4 separate regions of the Homo sapiens genome follow, and all the other regions are linked to region 2. A link is a contact called in ENCODE Hi-C or POLR2A ChIA-PET data. All regions are on one chromosome and are shown on one strand. Each heading gives the region's core, a stretch centred on a gene start or an enhancer-like site at or near the end of the contact. The rest is flanking DNA. Distances are from core to core; before and after follow the strand shown.

What was found. A loop is a pair of places that touch in the nucleus more often than their neighbours do. ChIA-PET counts read pairs that join two places held with the same protein, here RNA polymerase II (POLR2A). Pooled maps may share reads with other maps.
Region 1: POLR2A ChIA-PET joins it to region 2 with 14 read pairs in PC-3. The contact joins the promoter of TAPBP here to the promoter of HSPA1L in region 2. A Hi-C loop is called at or near these places in 4 of 50 pooled maps. POLR2A ChIA-PET finds 5 or more read pairs at or near these places in 4 of 52 experiments (Caco-2, K562, PC-3 and 1 more).
Region 3: a loop to region 2 is called in a pooled map, with 2.8 times the contacts of the local background. The contact joins the promoter of TAP1 here to the promoter of HSPA1L in region 2. A Hi-C loop is called at or near these places in 1 of 168 maps with a recorded cell type or tissue (tibial artery) and 8 of 50 pooled maps. POLR2A ChIA-PET finds 5 or more read pairs at or near these places in 3 of 52 experiments (H1, activated CD4-positive, alpha-beta T cell and activated T-cell).
Region 4: a loop to region 2 is called in a pooled map, with 3 times the contacts of the local background. The contact joins the promoter of PPP1R18 here to the promoter of HSPA1L in region 2. A Hi-C loop is called at or near these places in 2 of 37 single-sample maps with no recorded cell type and 6 of 50 pooled maps. POLR2A ChIA-PET finds 5 or more read pairs at or near these places in 2 of 52 experiments (H1 and Panc1).

Annotation. Positions count from the first base shown.
Region 1 is chr6:33,312,412-33,315,443 of GRCh38, forward strand. It overlaps TAPBP (TAP binding protein), which reads right to left and starts at 1,667. Exons shown (of 8, transcript NM_003190.5): 1 at 1,594-1,667; 2 at 1,283-1,453; 3 at 806-1,066. The coding sequence starts at 1,630. It overlaps ZBTB22 (zinc finger and BTB domain containing 22), which reads right to left. Exons shown (of 2, transcript NM_005453.5): 2 at 2,007-3,032. The coding sequence ends at 2,601. RefSeq lists enhancers at 2,221-2,880, 2,881-3,032 and a silencer at 2,961-3,032.
Region 2 is chr6:31,813,587-31,816,627 of GRCh38, forward strand. HSPA1L (heat shock protein family A (Hsp70) member 1 like) reads right to left here and starts at 1,697. Exons shown (of 2, transcript NM_005527.4): 1 at 1,303-1,697. HSPA1A (heat shock protein family A (Hsp70) member 1A) reads left to right here and starts at 1,957. Exons shown (of 1, transcript NM_005345.6): 1 at 1,957-3,041. The coding sequence starts at 2,171. RefSeq lists enhancers at 1,060-1,889, 2,596-3,041.
Region 3 is chr6:32,852,300-32,855,585 of GRCh38, forward strand. It overlaps TAP1 (transporter 1, ATP binding cassette subfamily B member), which reads right to left and starts at 1,405. Exons shown (of 11, transcript NM_000593.6): 1 at 740-1,405; 2 at 89-203. The coding sequence starts at 1,337. PSMB9 (proteasome 20S subunit beta 9) reads left to right here and starts at 1,893. Exons shown (of 6, transcript NM_002800.5): 1 at 1,893-1,990. The coding sequence starts at 1,931.
Region 4 is chr6:30,685,350-30,688,432 of GRCh38, forward strand. PPP1R18 (protein phosphatase 1 regulatory subunit 18) reads right to left here and starts at 1,296. Exons shown (of 3, transcript NM_133471.4): 1 at 1-1,296. The coding sequence starts at 669. It overlaps NRM (nurim), which reads right to left. Exons shown (of 4, transcript NM_001384369.1): 4 at 2,700-3,083.

The DNA.
Region 1 (3,032 bases), core at 417-2,916, 1.5 Mb after region 2:
AGAACTCTACCGGTATTCTACCCCGGAATACCCCGCCTCCGCTGCCAGGAGGGAGAGCTCCCAGATATCCAGGTCAGACTCTCCTCATTCTTGAATTATCTGCACAGTCCCTCCCACGTCCCAGCCTAGAAAAGCTTCTGACTCCTGGGCCTCAAACTGCAATGCACCTTTCAGTGCAATAGGAGCTATCCAATCTCCAGCCGCGTCCATCCGCCCACTCGAGCCCACCTGTTTGCGGACCACAGAGCGGCAGCACATCCCTACACGGGGCTGTCAGGCAAGGTCAACGCGCTAGAGTGCAAGAGCCTTTGCTTTGCGGATTGCCGCAGCGCCGGGTGTGGGCGCAGGTGGGGATAGAGTGCTGGGTTTTGAAAGAGTGACCCGCAAAGCTGAGGGTGCAGAGCAAGACACAGATCTGGGAAGAGCAGAGAAAAAACGCTCCTGCTTCTGAACCCCTCCCACCTCGCATCACCTGACAAGTCTCTCAAGGTCTGGTGTCGGGAAACCCCACCTCTTCAAAGCCCCGCCCTTCGAAACACCAGAAAGTAACCCCCCTGCCCGGCCCTGCTTTCCCCCTACCCCCTGCCAAGCTGCAGTTTTTTTTTTGTTTTTTTTTTTTAACTGGGTGAGGGCTAGAAGGAGCGGTAGAGATTGATTCATTCTAGCCAAACCACCTCTCTTAACAAAAAAAGGAAACTGAACCCCGATTGGCGAAATGTCTTGCTCAAGTCCATAAAGCGAGACCACCGGCTGATCTGGACCCTTAGAATCTACCCACCCTTCTCCACCTCCCCTCCCCAGCTACCTGTTGCCATGGTGATGAGAACAGGCTCCTGCTGAGGCTCTGGCTGTGGTCGCAAGAGGCTGGAGAGGCTGAGGACTGGGCTGGATATGCTGACCATCAGCCAAGCCCCATCCAGGGCCCGCGGGCAGTTCTGCGCGGGGGTCAGGCCGCTGGCCCATTTCGCAGAGGCGGGGAGAGGCACGAAGCGGCTCATCTCGCAGTGTGGTGCGGGGGCGCCCCGGGGATACCGCCTGAAGGCAGCCTGGAGGGCGCCCGCGGGGTCTGAGTGTAGAGAAGGAAGTTGCAGCTGTAGAGTCACCGCCGGGAAAGGGGCTGGAAGGGCAGCGTTCGGGGAACTTCAAATGCACAGACTACCCCGTAGTGAGACTCACTTTACAAAGGGGAAGCTGAGGCCTGAGGTCACTGCCGGATCTAAAGAGGAGGGGGTTTCGGTGGAGGCGACAGAGGTAGGGGGGCGGCGAGTCCCTAGAGACTCACCGTGTACACTGAGATAGAGCTCAGGGTCGAGGTCCGGCCGGGGCGGCGGTTCCCCCGGTCCCTGGCGCAACAGCAGTGCACCGGGTCTCTTGGCCAGGCCCTTTCCGCTCGCATCCTCCACGAACCAACACTCGATCACCGCGGGTCCTGCTGAGACGGCGGTCGCCAGGCCTGGCGTATAGGGACGCGAGTGAGGAGCGGTTTGTATGTCTGGTGACCTGCCCCACTCCCACCCTGGCATCGGCTCCAGTGGGGCCACCTCCCTCCGCTTCCCTCTAGTTCTTGGGCGATGAGTCGCGGGGTTCGCTCACCCAAAGCCACAGCGAGGAGCAGAGACAGGGACTTCATGGCGCTGCGACCTCCTCAGCCATGAAGCCTCCTCTTCCTCCTTTCACTTTCACTTTCCTCCAAAGGGCGGCATGAGGGGCGGTGGAAATCCCCGCTCTGGTTAGGTGAAGGTGCCTGGGGGACCGGTGTTTCCCCACTGGCCAGGCAGGGACCCGGGTAGATCCTCTCCAGTTCTCACCAGGACACCCCAGCCTTACCGCGCCCTCCTGGACTACCCAGCAGCCCCGAGTTCGAGCCCTCCCCAACCCCAGGCCCTCCCCCGCCCCCCAACTCCTGTGTGTGCTCTCCAACATCCACTTGCCCGAAAACCATTACTCCGGCTTCCCCCTATCTGTGCCGCGTCCCCAGCAAACACACGGGTTATCGGGAAGCCAAGTAAATGACCAATAAATATTTTAATCACTGTTAAAAAAAATAAAAACCTTGTACTCCTACGACTTACTCCCTCCTTGTCTCCACCCACTCCTCCATGAGAACCGAGTTGGGAATTTCCACGGGAAGTCGGGGGTGGCGGGGAGAGACAGGGTAGAAATAAAGAGCGCATCCTTGAGAGGGGGTAGGTTCTAGGACAAGGGTGGGGCTCAAAGGCCTTGTCTCCACGACAACACAAACACAGACTTCAGGCACAGACTACAACCACCTGACCCCTGACCCTGTGACTGCAGGATGTTCAACACGCCCCCTCTCCCTCCCTCCATGTGCAATCTACTCTGTGGAGCAGGGGCTTCAGTGTACCCATCAGAGGGAAAGGAAGGGTTTAGTTCTGGAAATACCTTGGGGGGGAGGGGTTGAGTAGTAGAATGGGCGGGCGATGGTGAAACTGTGGTTCCCCTTCCAGAATATATACAAGTCCACAGAGATAAAGGAAGACAGTAAGTGTGGTGGGAGATCACCCGGGGGCCACAGCGCCCTTGCATCGTGCTCCTTATTCCCTTTCCCGAAAGCTACCCCACCCCAGTAGCCTGCCCCTTCAGTTTGCTCCTCCACCTCCACCGAAGCCCATCTCCACCTTGTGGACTCTGGGTGGGGACCAGACACGTCTGCTGGACGGGGGCGTGGCCGCACTCGCTTCGTCGCCGCTGCCCCCGCCCACTCCGGGAGACTCTCTCTTGGACGGCAAGGATGGCCCCGTGGGAGTCCCAGGCCCAGGTACGGCCCCGACCCCGCCCAGGCGGTGCCGGCGCTCACAGTGTCCTCGGTGGCGCATGAAGCTGTCTCGCCACATGAACTTCTTGGCGCAGACTCCGCACTCGTAGGGCTTGAGACCTGTGTGCGTCTTCATGTGCTCAGTCAGATGGTGCTTCATCTTGAACTTTTTGTTGCACACGGGGCAGTCAAACGGCCGCAGATTGAGGTGCATGTTCACGTGCCGGTCCCGCATGCTCTTGTGGGAGAAGGCCTT
Region 2 (3,041 bases), core at 447-2,946:
GAGCCACCACCGCACCCGGCCTATATACATTTTGCTTATCTATCTCTCGATGGATACAGATTACAGAATTTACAGAATAATGTTGCTATGAGCAAGCCTATACAAATACATGGAGACGCTACTGTCATGGCAGACTGCTTTTTGGACAGGGTAGACAAAAGTATTCTCAGCTACTCAAAGAAGTTGGGAAGCAAGTAGCTGTATATTGTTTTCAATTTCCCAAGTGACCTAATTCTACTGTCCTGTTCCTATATATTTTACTGTGGGATTCTGTCTCTTTATGACCCAAGAGTAGTGTACATTCTGGTCTCTTCAAGAGACATCAGCCTCCACACTTGAGTTCTGCTGCCTTCCTGGGATAATATTCTCTATTAGGGGTTCACCGGCAGTAAATTCCAGTCAGGCTGAAGATGACTGCTAGAAAACCACAAGCCTTCCAGTTTTCTCAAACGACATGGCACTCCAGACAGTATCTGTATCCTTCTCCTAAATAAAACTCCTGTTTTCTGGAGCCAATAACTGATCAATAAAGGGTTTAAGGGCGGGGGGCGGTGGCTCACGCCTGTAATCCCAGCACTTTGAGAGGCCGAGGCGGGCGGATCACGGGGTCAGGAGAACGAGACCATCCTGGCTACCATCCTGGCTAACACGGTGAAACCTCGTCTCTACTAAAAAATAGAAAAAATTAGCTGGGCGTGGTGGCGGGCGCCAGTAGTTCCAGCTACTCGGATGGCTGAGGCAGGAGAATAGCTTGAACCCGGGAGGTGGAGCAATTAGCCGGGCGCGGTGGCGGGCGCCTGCAGTCCCTGCTACTCGGAAGGCTGAGGCAGGAGAATGGCCTGAACTCGGGAGGCAGAGCTTGCAGTGAGCCAAGATCGTGCCACTGCACTCCACCCTGGGCGACAGAGCGAGACTCCGTCTCAAAAAAAAAAAAAAAATTAAAAATAAATAAATAAAAATAAAATAAAGGGTTTAGTGTCTATCCCTCTCCACACCGCAGATTCCTAGGCCGCACTCCCTTTCCCCCGCTTCCCAGTTACCCCGCCTCCCCCTTACCCCGCCTTCCCCGCCTCCCCATTTCCCCGACAGGCCGCACTCCCTTCCCCCGCCTCCCCCATTCTGGCTGCTCCGACCAATCAATCTGAAGCCATCTTAGCTTTCCCCAAGTGCTCCTCCTACCCGGATCAGCCAACGCCCACATACCTCAGGCTTAAACCAACTAGGGAACTTTCCAGTACTTTCCCAAACAAGGACCTACTGAGCCTTTCAGGTTCACAATCAATCAGATCCCTACTGGCTCACCTAGTCTCCCGACGCCTTCGCTTCAGTTTGGAAACGTCCAGATTACGCAGCCCCAGCGAGTAGGTGGGGGCTCCCTCAATATCAAACTGCACAACCGGGGTCCCCCCACCCCCCACCCCGTCCCTCCCTGCAAATTTGAGACGGCTCCAACTCAGTAATCTTTTTCCAAACTGGCCCATGAGGTCAGAGACAGTATCTCCATTGTAACGTGGCCGGGCGGTGTCAACACAAACGCCCCCACCCTCCCCTGGACGCGCGTAACCCGCTCCCCGCACCAGCCCCCTGCCCACAACTGCGCAGGCCCAGCAAGCCCCCACAATTAAAAGCCCAGCGCCGACCCTTCCTGTCAATTAGGCGCTGAAGCGCAGGCGGTCAGCATCGCCATGGAGACCAACACCCTTCCCACCGCCACTCCCCCTTCCTCTCAGGGTCCCTGTCCCCTCCAGTGAATCCCAGAAGACTCTGGAGAGTTCTGAGCAGGGGGCGGCACTCTGGCCTCTGATTGGTCCAAGGAAGGCTGGGGGGCAGGACGGGAGGCGAAAACCCTGGAATATTCCCGACCTGGCAGCCTCATCGAGCTCGGTGATTGGCTCAGAAGGGAAAAGGCGGGTCTCCGTGACGACTTATAAAAGCCCAGGGGCAAGCGGTCCGGATAACGGCTAGCCTGAGGAGCTGCTGCGACAGTCCACTACCTTTTTCGAGAGTGACTCCCGTTGTCCCAAGGCTTCCCAGAGCGAACCTGTGCGGCTGCAGGCACCGGCGCGTCGAGTTTCCGGCGTCCGGAAGGACCGAGCTCTTCTCGCGGATCCAGTGTTCCGTTTCCAGCCCCCAATCTCAGAGCGGAGCCGACAGAGAGCAGGGAACCGGCATGGCCAAAGCCGCGGCGATCGGCATCGACCTGGGCACCACCTACTCCTGCGTGGGGGTGTTCCAACACGGCAAGGTGGAGATCATCGCCAACGACCAGGGCAACCGCACCACCCCCAGCTACGTGGCCTTCACGGACACCGAGCGGCTCATCGGGGATGCGGCCAAGAACCAGGTGGCGCTGAACCCGCAGAACACCGTGTTTGACGCGAAGCGGCTGATTGGCCGCAAGTTCGGCGACCCGGTGGTGCAGTCGGACATGAAGCACTGGCCTTTCCAGGTGATCAACGACGGAGACAAGCCCAAGGTGCAGGTGAGCTACAAGGGGGAGACCAAGGCATTCTACCCCGAGGAGATCTCGTCCATGGTGCTGACCAAGATGAAGGAGATCGCCGAGGCGTACCTGGGCTACCCGGTGACCAACGCGGTGATCACCGTGCCGGCCTACTTCAACGACTCGCAGCGCCAGGCCACCAAGGATGCGGGTGTGATCGCGGGGCTCAACGTGCTGCGGATCATCAACGAGCCCACGGCCGCCGCCATCGCCTACGGCCTGGACAGAACGGGCAAGGGGGAGCGCAACGTGCTCATCTTTGACCTGGGCGGGGGCACCTTCGACGTGTCCATCCTGACGATCGACGACGGCATCTTCGAGGTGAAGGCCACGGCCGGGGACACCCACCTGGGTGGGGAGGACTTTGACAACAGGCTGGTGAACCACTTCGTGGAGGAGTTCAAGAGAAAACACAAGAAGGACATCAGCCAGAACAAGCGAGCCGTGAGGCGGCTGCGCACCGCCTGCGAGAGGGCCAAGAGGACCCTGTCGTCCAGCACCCAGGCCAGCCTGGAGATCGACTCCCTGTTTGAGGGCA
Region 3 (3,286 bases), core at 155-2,654, 1.0 Mb after region 2:
CAGGTATCCCCATATAAGTGCATTTCGGACAGCAGCCCCAACTTCCAACTCCCTCATTTGCAGGGTGCCCCATTTTCAGCCCCCAGACCTGGCTATGGTGAGAATGGACATGAGAGTTAAGTTTCGAGTGAAGGTATCGGCTGAGCCATCTTGTAGAATCCAGTCAGTGAGGCGGCCCGTAAAGAATGGAATGGCCATCTCCCCTGGAGAAAGAGAAGAGAGGTCACGCACAAATATTAAGTCTAAGTAGGTCAGTTCCAGTCAGACTGGCCCCACCACGCCTCCTCCCCCTCACCATTATCCTGGAGGGCATCAGCAGAAAGGAAACACTGACGTCTCAATCCCGAACCTAAATAGGCTGCCCTGGAACTCACTACCCTGTGGTTGCTCTACCAGAACTTTCAGGATTTTATTAGGAAGGCTGGAGATCATGAAGTAGAAAAGCCTCCTGTTAGAGATGAGGATGCCCCGCCCTTCGGCCCCAGAGCAAAGGATTTCCCCGCTTCCGGCGTGGCCCAAAGAATCAAGACCCGGTCAGCAATGGAGCCCAGAACCTCTGGCCCCCGCCAGTCCAGTGCCGTTTCTTCTACACCGAAGTGGTGTTCCAAGACCCACGCTAGGAGTCCTTCTCCTGCTCCACATTTCCCAGAACCCACGCTACTCTACCTTACTGACAATTACCTTTGATTCCTGTCCCAGTCCCCTTGTGTCCTCCCCTCTTGCCCTGCGTTCCCCTTACCAAGAGAGGAGAGGACCACCAGGACCAGGAACAGCGAGAGGCGGCGCGTCTCCGAGCCCAGGCAGCCTAGAAGCCGACGCACAGGGTTTCCAGAGCCGCCCTGACCGCCGGGCACCCAGAGGCTCCCGAGTTTGTGCCACAGGGCTGCTGCGGGCAGTGCCGCTGCATAACTGACAACGAAGGCGGTAGGGTGACTTCCCCAGTGCAGTAGCCTGGTGCTATCCGCGGACCCGGGGGCTCCCCATGAGATCAGCTCTCGGAACAAGGCAAGTCCCGGCAGGGCCAAGCCCAGTGCCGCAGCTAATGGCTTCAAAGCAGCCAGCCAGCCCTGGGCACCTGCGTTTTCGCTCTTGGAGCCAACCGTTGCCCTGAGGACCCCGCAGGCCCCCAGCCAGAGCACGGCCCAGCGGCTCAGGCCCACCGCCCAGACCCGGAGCAGTGGCAGCGCGGTGGGCACCAGCAGGGAGAATATGCGGGGCAGCGCGGTCCGGAGCAGCACCCAGTCGGCGAGAAGTAGCAGTACTGTCCCCAGCCATGCGAGAGAAGCTCCGGGGAGGCAGCGGCACCCGCGGGGAGCGGGACACCTAGAGCTAGCCATTGGCACTCGGACGCCGTCCCGGTCCCGGCCGGGCCTGGGACTCTCCGCGCCCCGGTGGGGCCTGAAGCTCCGGGTACCGCCGAGTCCTCCCCTACTGGCGGCTGGGGGAGGGAACGAGGGCGGGGCTCTCGGAAAGTCCCAGGAACAGGCTGATCCTGCGCTGGCGAGAAGCTCAGCCATTTAGGGGAAAGCGAAATCGAAAGCGGCCGCCTGCTCACTAGATAACGCCTACTTCCAAAAGTGGCCTGCCCAGACTATTTTGGTAGCAAGCGTGGAAATCAGATCTGAGAATCTCGGGAGCAGCCCTGGTGCCCAATTTTCTCCATCACGCACACCCTTCTCGCCTCTCCCTGCCTCCTGCCTTTCCACTTGCACCAGTTTTCCCACCCCAGCCTCAGGGCGGGGCTGCCTCGTCACTTGTCTCGGGGCAGATCTGCCCTACACACGTTAGCGCCGCGCGCAAAGCAGCCCCGCAGCACCCAGGCGCCTCCTGGCGGCGCCGCGAAGGGGCGGGGCTGTCGGCTGCGCGTTGTGCGCTGTCCCAGGTTGGAAACCAGTGCCCCAGGCGGCGAGGAGAGCGGTGCCTTGCAGGGATGCTGCGGGCGGGAGCACCAACCGGGGACTTACCCCGGGCGGGAGAAGTCCACACCGGGGTAATGGGTCTGGGCTTGAGGGTTGGCAGAGGGGTGGAGGAGATGCAGCGGCCAGGGGACCCTGGAAGCGCGCGCGGAGAAGTGAATGCAGAGACCAACGGGAGCGCAGGGAGGTCGCCTGTAGCAGCCAGCGCTTGCAACCCGCAATGAGCATAGAGTATTTCTTTTCTGAGGGGGGTCGTCTAGAGTGTCCGTGAAGGGAACAGGCACGCGAGGCTGGTGGAAAAAGCGGGTGCTTTGACTCTTAGCTGGAAGCGTCAACGGGAAGCTACTCTAAAGCGCTTTCGCTTTCACTCTGGTCCCGGACAGTGGGGGCTGGTTAAATCAAGAAAGGGGGTTGGGGATGGTGCAAAGAGATGAGGAAATGGTGCCCTGGGTGAAGTAGAACAGCACTTGGGAGAAGGAAATATAGGCACTTATTGAGAAGGACCAACTCATCACACAGACTTTTGATAAACTTGCCACTGGGCAACTCTTAGCCCAAGCACTGATAATGGGCGTTCTGTGTTAACTAGTGATGCCCTTCCCTAGCTTGACCCAGGAAGGCCTCTCCTTGGCCCAGATGCTGCCTTACTCCCTTCCCTGTGTCTTCCCTGCCCACTCCCATGTGCCCACTGGGGGGACTTTGCTTAGGATGGGCGCCTGGGGCAGATGGCAGCCCCAAGACTGGCTGGCTGGCTTCTGCTCTGGACTACTGCCACCACTCGTGGCTTGGGGGCGGCTTTGTTAGAGAGGAATAGCCTCTAACTTGAAGTTAACCCTGTTCTTTGACCCTCTATTCATGATAAGTCGGTCCGTCGGAAAGCATACTCAGAGGAGCGTCCTTTGGGGCCAGAGTAACTTACGGCCTGGTAAGAAAGACACAGTGAAACCACTTATAATTTGGGAAATCTCCCCTCACTGCCAAATGAGCAGTGGCAAGTAGGAAGTAGAAGTGGAAACAAGGGATAAGAGTTAGACCTGAATTTTAGTCCCAGGTCTACTATTAACTCTGTGTGACTTTGCATAAGTCGTTTGCATTTTCTGTGACTTGGTTTCCTCATTTGAACCGAGGATCTTTAAGGCTCCTTCCAACTCAATAGTAGAATAAATGTAGCTTTATCTTCCCTCACTTCTTCTTGATTCTTTTCTTGACCTGGAAAAGTCAGCTTAAACTTCTCAGTCAAATTATCTCTTGGTACAAATTTACCTCCCTGGCTGCTGAGATATGTATTTACCTCTTGATCGGAAATTCCATAACTGAAACTTTTATTTTCAACCATCTGTATGTGTTCCTTGCTGCTTCTCTCCTGCCTT
Region 4 (3,083 bases), core at 46-2,545, 1.1 Mb before region 2:
CAGTCTACTTTCCACCTCTTTTCTCCTGGGGCTTTGCTCTCGAGACTCTGCTAGTCTCAGACTCCGCTCTGGAGTTTCTCCAGGACTCAGCCTCCATTTCCATGCCTCTGACAGTCGGGAGCTCCTGTCTCCCACCTCTCCTGGGCTTTGCCTCCAGTCCCGAGCCTCCAGAGGCCTCAGGCTCAACTCTTGGGCTCCCCCTATCCCCAGCCTCCTCTCTCTGGTCTCCCTCGGACTTAGTCTCTCTTCTCTTGACTCTCTTCCCTTGGGGCTCTGATCCCGCATCTCCCCAGGGCTGGGTCTCCGCTCCCGGGCCTCCAGAGGCCCAGGCTTTCTCTCTGCTAGCAGCTCTTCACTCCGTTGTTGTTGCTGCTGCTGCTGCTGCCGCTCCTGCCGGATGAATCGGTTCTGGTGCACTGGCCCGATGGCCTCCAGAAGGACCGCAGACTCATCCGGGTCTGGAGGTCCAGCCTCTACAGTCCCTAGCACAGGGCTAGGCTCCCCAGGGGACAGCCCAAGCTTGGCCCGGCGGCGCTCCAGGAGCCCTCGTTTCCAGGCTGGCATCTGGGACAGGCGCTCCCGTTCTGCTTTCTCTCGGCCTCGAACGGACGCCTCCTCCTGCCGGCGCCGGGCTAGCAGCTGTAGCTTCCAGTCTGGGATGGTGGCCATGGTCGTCTTGAGGTGAGGGTAGGGAGCACTGGGGACAGAGAACAGGAAGGAGAGGCTCCAGAGAGTGAGACAGCCCGGGGGTGAGACTGAGGGTGGGAGGAGAGGAAGTGGAGGGGGAGAGGTGGGACACAAAGCAGGGCAGAGGGGCTAAGGATGAGGACAGAGGGAAAGACGGAAGGCAGAGAACTGGGGAAATGGAAAAAGTGAAGAGAAGTTGTGAGCCCAAGTTGGGGGTGGTGGGGGTGATGTGAGAGGAAGAGTCCGGATTGGAGGCAATGAGGGCAGGAGCCAGATGTGGCAGCACAGGGTTAATGCGTATTAAAGACCGTCTCTAGGATGTGAGAAAGAGAGAGAAGGGCGAAAAGGAAAGTTGGCGTGAGGGAGAAGAGAGAAATGTGGCAGGGGTGAGGGGAACCTGGGTGCAGGCCAGGCTGCCTCAGCGATACCCCAGGGAGGCTAGTGTGGGAAGGAAGGACCAGGAATCCCTGAAAGGACCAGGAGGCAACGGGACCTGAGGGGGTGTTGGGGAGGCAAGGAGGGGCGGAGAGCGAACAGGTCTAGAGGAGAAGGGAAACCAGGGAAGAGGGGAAAGGAGGGCGGCGGCAGCAGCCGGGCGCGTCTCAGCGCGGGCCCCAAAGGTCCCGGCTCCGCTTCCAGCACCGCTCGGGCCACGCCTCTCCCCAGCCCCCACCCCTCTGCCCCGCACTCCGCCCCCGAGGCGGGTCGGGGGAAATAGCCACCCCCGAGACTTTCGGAACCCGGGCGTCAGGGCTGCCAGCGCGTTCCCAGAACCCTGGCGTCCACCCCCACCCTGTCCTGTCACCACCGCCTGCCTCCCCCACCGACTGCCCCACGCGACCCCAGAGTGCCAAGGGCCGGCTCCATGTCTCTTCTCCCCGGCGCCTGCAAGTCCTGCGCCCCGTCCCCGCTCTCATGAAGCCGTGACAGAGCCGGCCGTCTCCACCCCGCTGTAGCCGCACAGACTGACAATCTCGGCACAAAGAGGAGACAGCCAAGGTCCGGGCCAGGGACGGGAGCAAGGACAGGGGCGAGGAGACACCCACTCCCCAAGTCTGAGCCCCTCAGTCAACTCACAGGCCGCGGGACCCCCGGGGGAGGGGGTGCGGAGGAGCCGGGCGTCCAGAGAGAGGAAGAGGAGGAGAGAGGGACCGAGGGAGATCCGGAGACTGGAGGGAGGGGAGGAGGGAGGGAGAGGAGGAGGGAAAGAGGCAGCAAAGGAGGAGGGACGGAGACAGAGACCAGGGGGCCGGGCGGGGGCGGCGACCGCTTTGTCTAAGGACAATGAGGAGAGGGAAGGGGGCGCAGGGCGGAGCCGAGGAGAGGGCGGGGCCTAGATCCCTCCCACCCCGCGTGGGACTCGCTGCGGGACTGCCCTCTTCTCGCCCCAACCACTGGTCCTCCGCTCTGTCCCCAGGGGCCCTCACCAGCTTCCCGCCCGGACACGCCAGGTGTCCAGATCCCTTCCCCCAGCTCGCCGACCCAGGGCGGTGGCCCGTGACTCAGGCCCCTCGTGGGACTTTGGGAGGAAGCGGCAGCTGCTCCGAGCGGGGCCCGCCCTTCCCATCTCCTGCCGCTCCTCCCTACGCTTTTGCCTTCTCATCTGGGTCTGTAGGTCCAGCCTCTGAAGTCCTTTGTTTTGCGGGGTCGAGGGCAGCCGCCAGGCTGTGGGGGGCTTTGTGGATGGGCGGCAGGAGAGGCGCTCAGAAGCCAGAGGTTTTGGATGCTCCCTCCCCTACCAGAGCTGCTGCCCCGACTCTTTCTAGCTTCAACCTGTCTCCCTTGGGTCTACAGGTCGGCTGCCGGGAAAAAGGGGATTTGAAGGAATGGGAATGGGGACCCGGCCGCTCTGGCAAAGTGGGGGCGGGTCTGCGGGGGTGGCCGAACCCCAGCGGTTGCCAGAGGGCGTGGTGGCTGCCCAGACTCCAGTTCGGTGCTCCCAGGCTCCCTCTGGCTTTCTTTCCCAAACTCAGCCCTGTAGCTTGGGAGACACTGACAGACTGCATGCCATATGTAGAAAAAGGCTGACTTTTATTTTCCTGCAGAGCATCTTCCTCGGGAGAGCAGGGAGCCCCAAGTCATCGAGTTAAGAGCAGGAGAATCCCCTTGACTAGGTTGGGGTCTGAGCCCAGAGGCAGGGCCTAAGGAGGTGCAGAGACTAGGGCCGGGAGTGGTGAGGCAAGGTTGGGGCCTGGAGGGACAGCTATGACCGTTGAACTTGCAGACCCTGGTCCACCTTCTTGGAGTGGAAGCCAGCGGTGCAGAAGGGGACCCCTGAGGCGCAGAGGCAAGTAACAGTGCCAGGGGAGTGGTCAGGGCAGATCCTTTCCTTCTCAGGAGGCTGTTGAGGGGGAGAGTGTCATGCTCTAAACAGTGAAGGGACAGATGACTTCCAT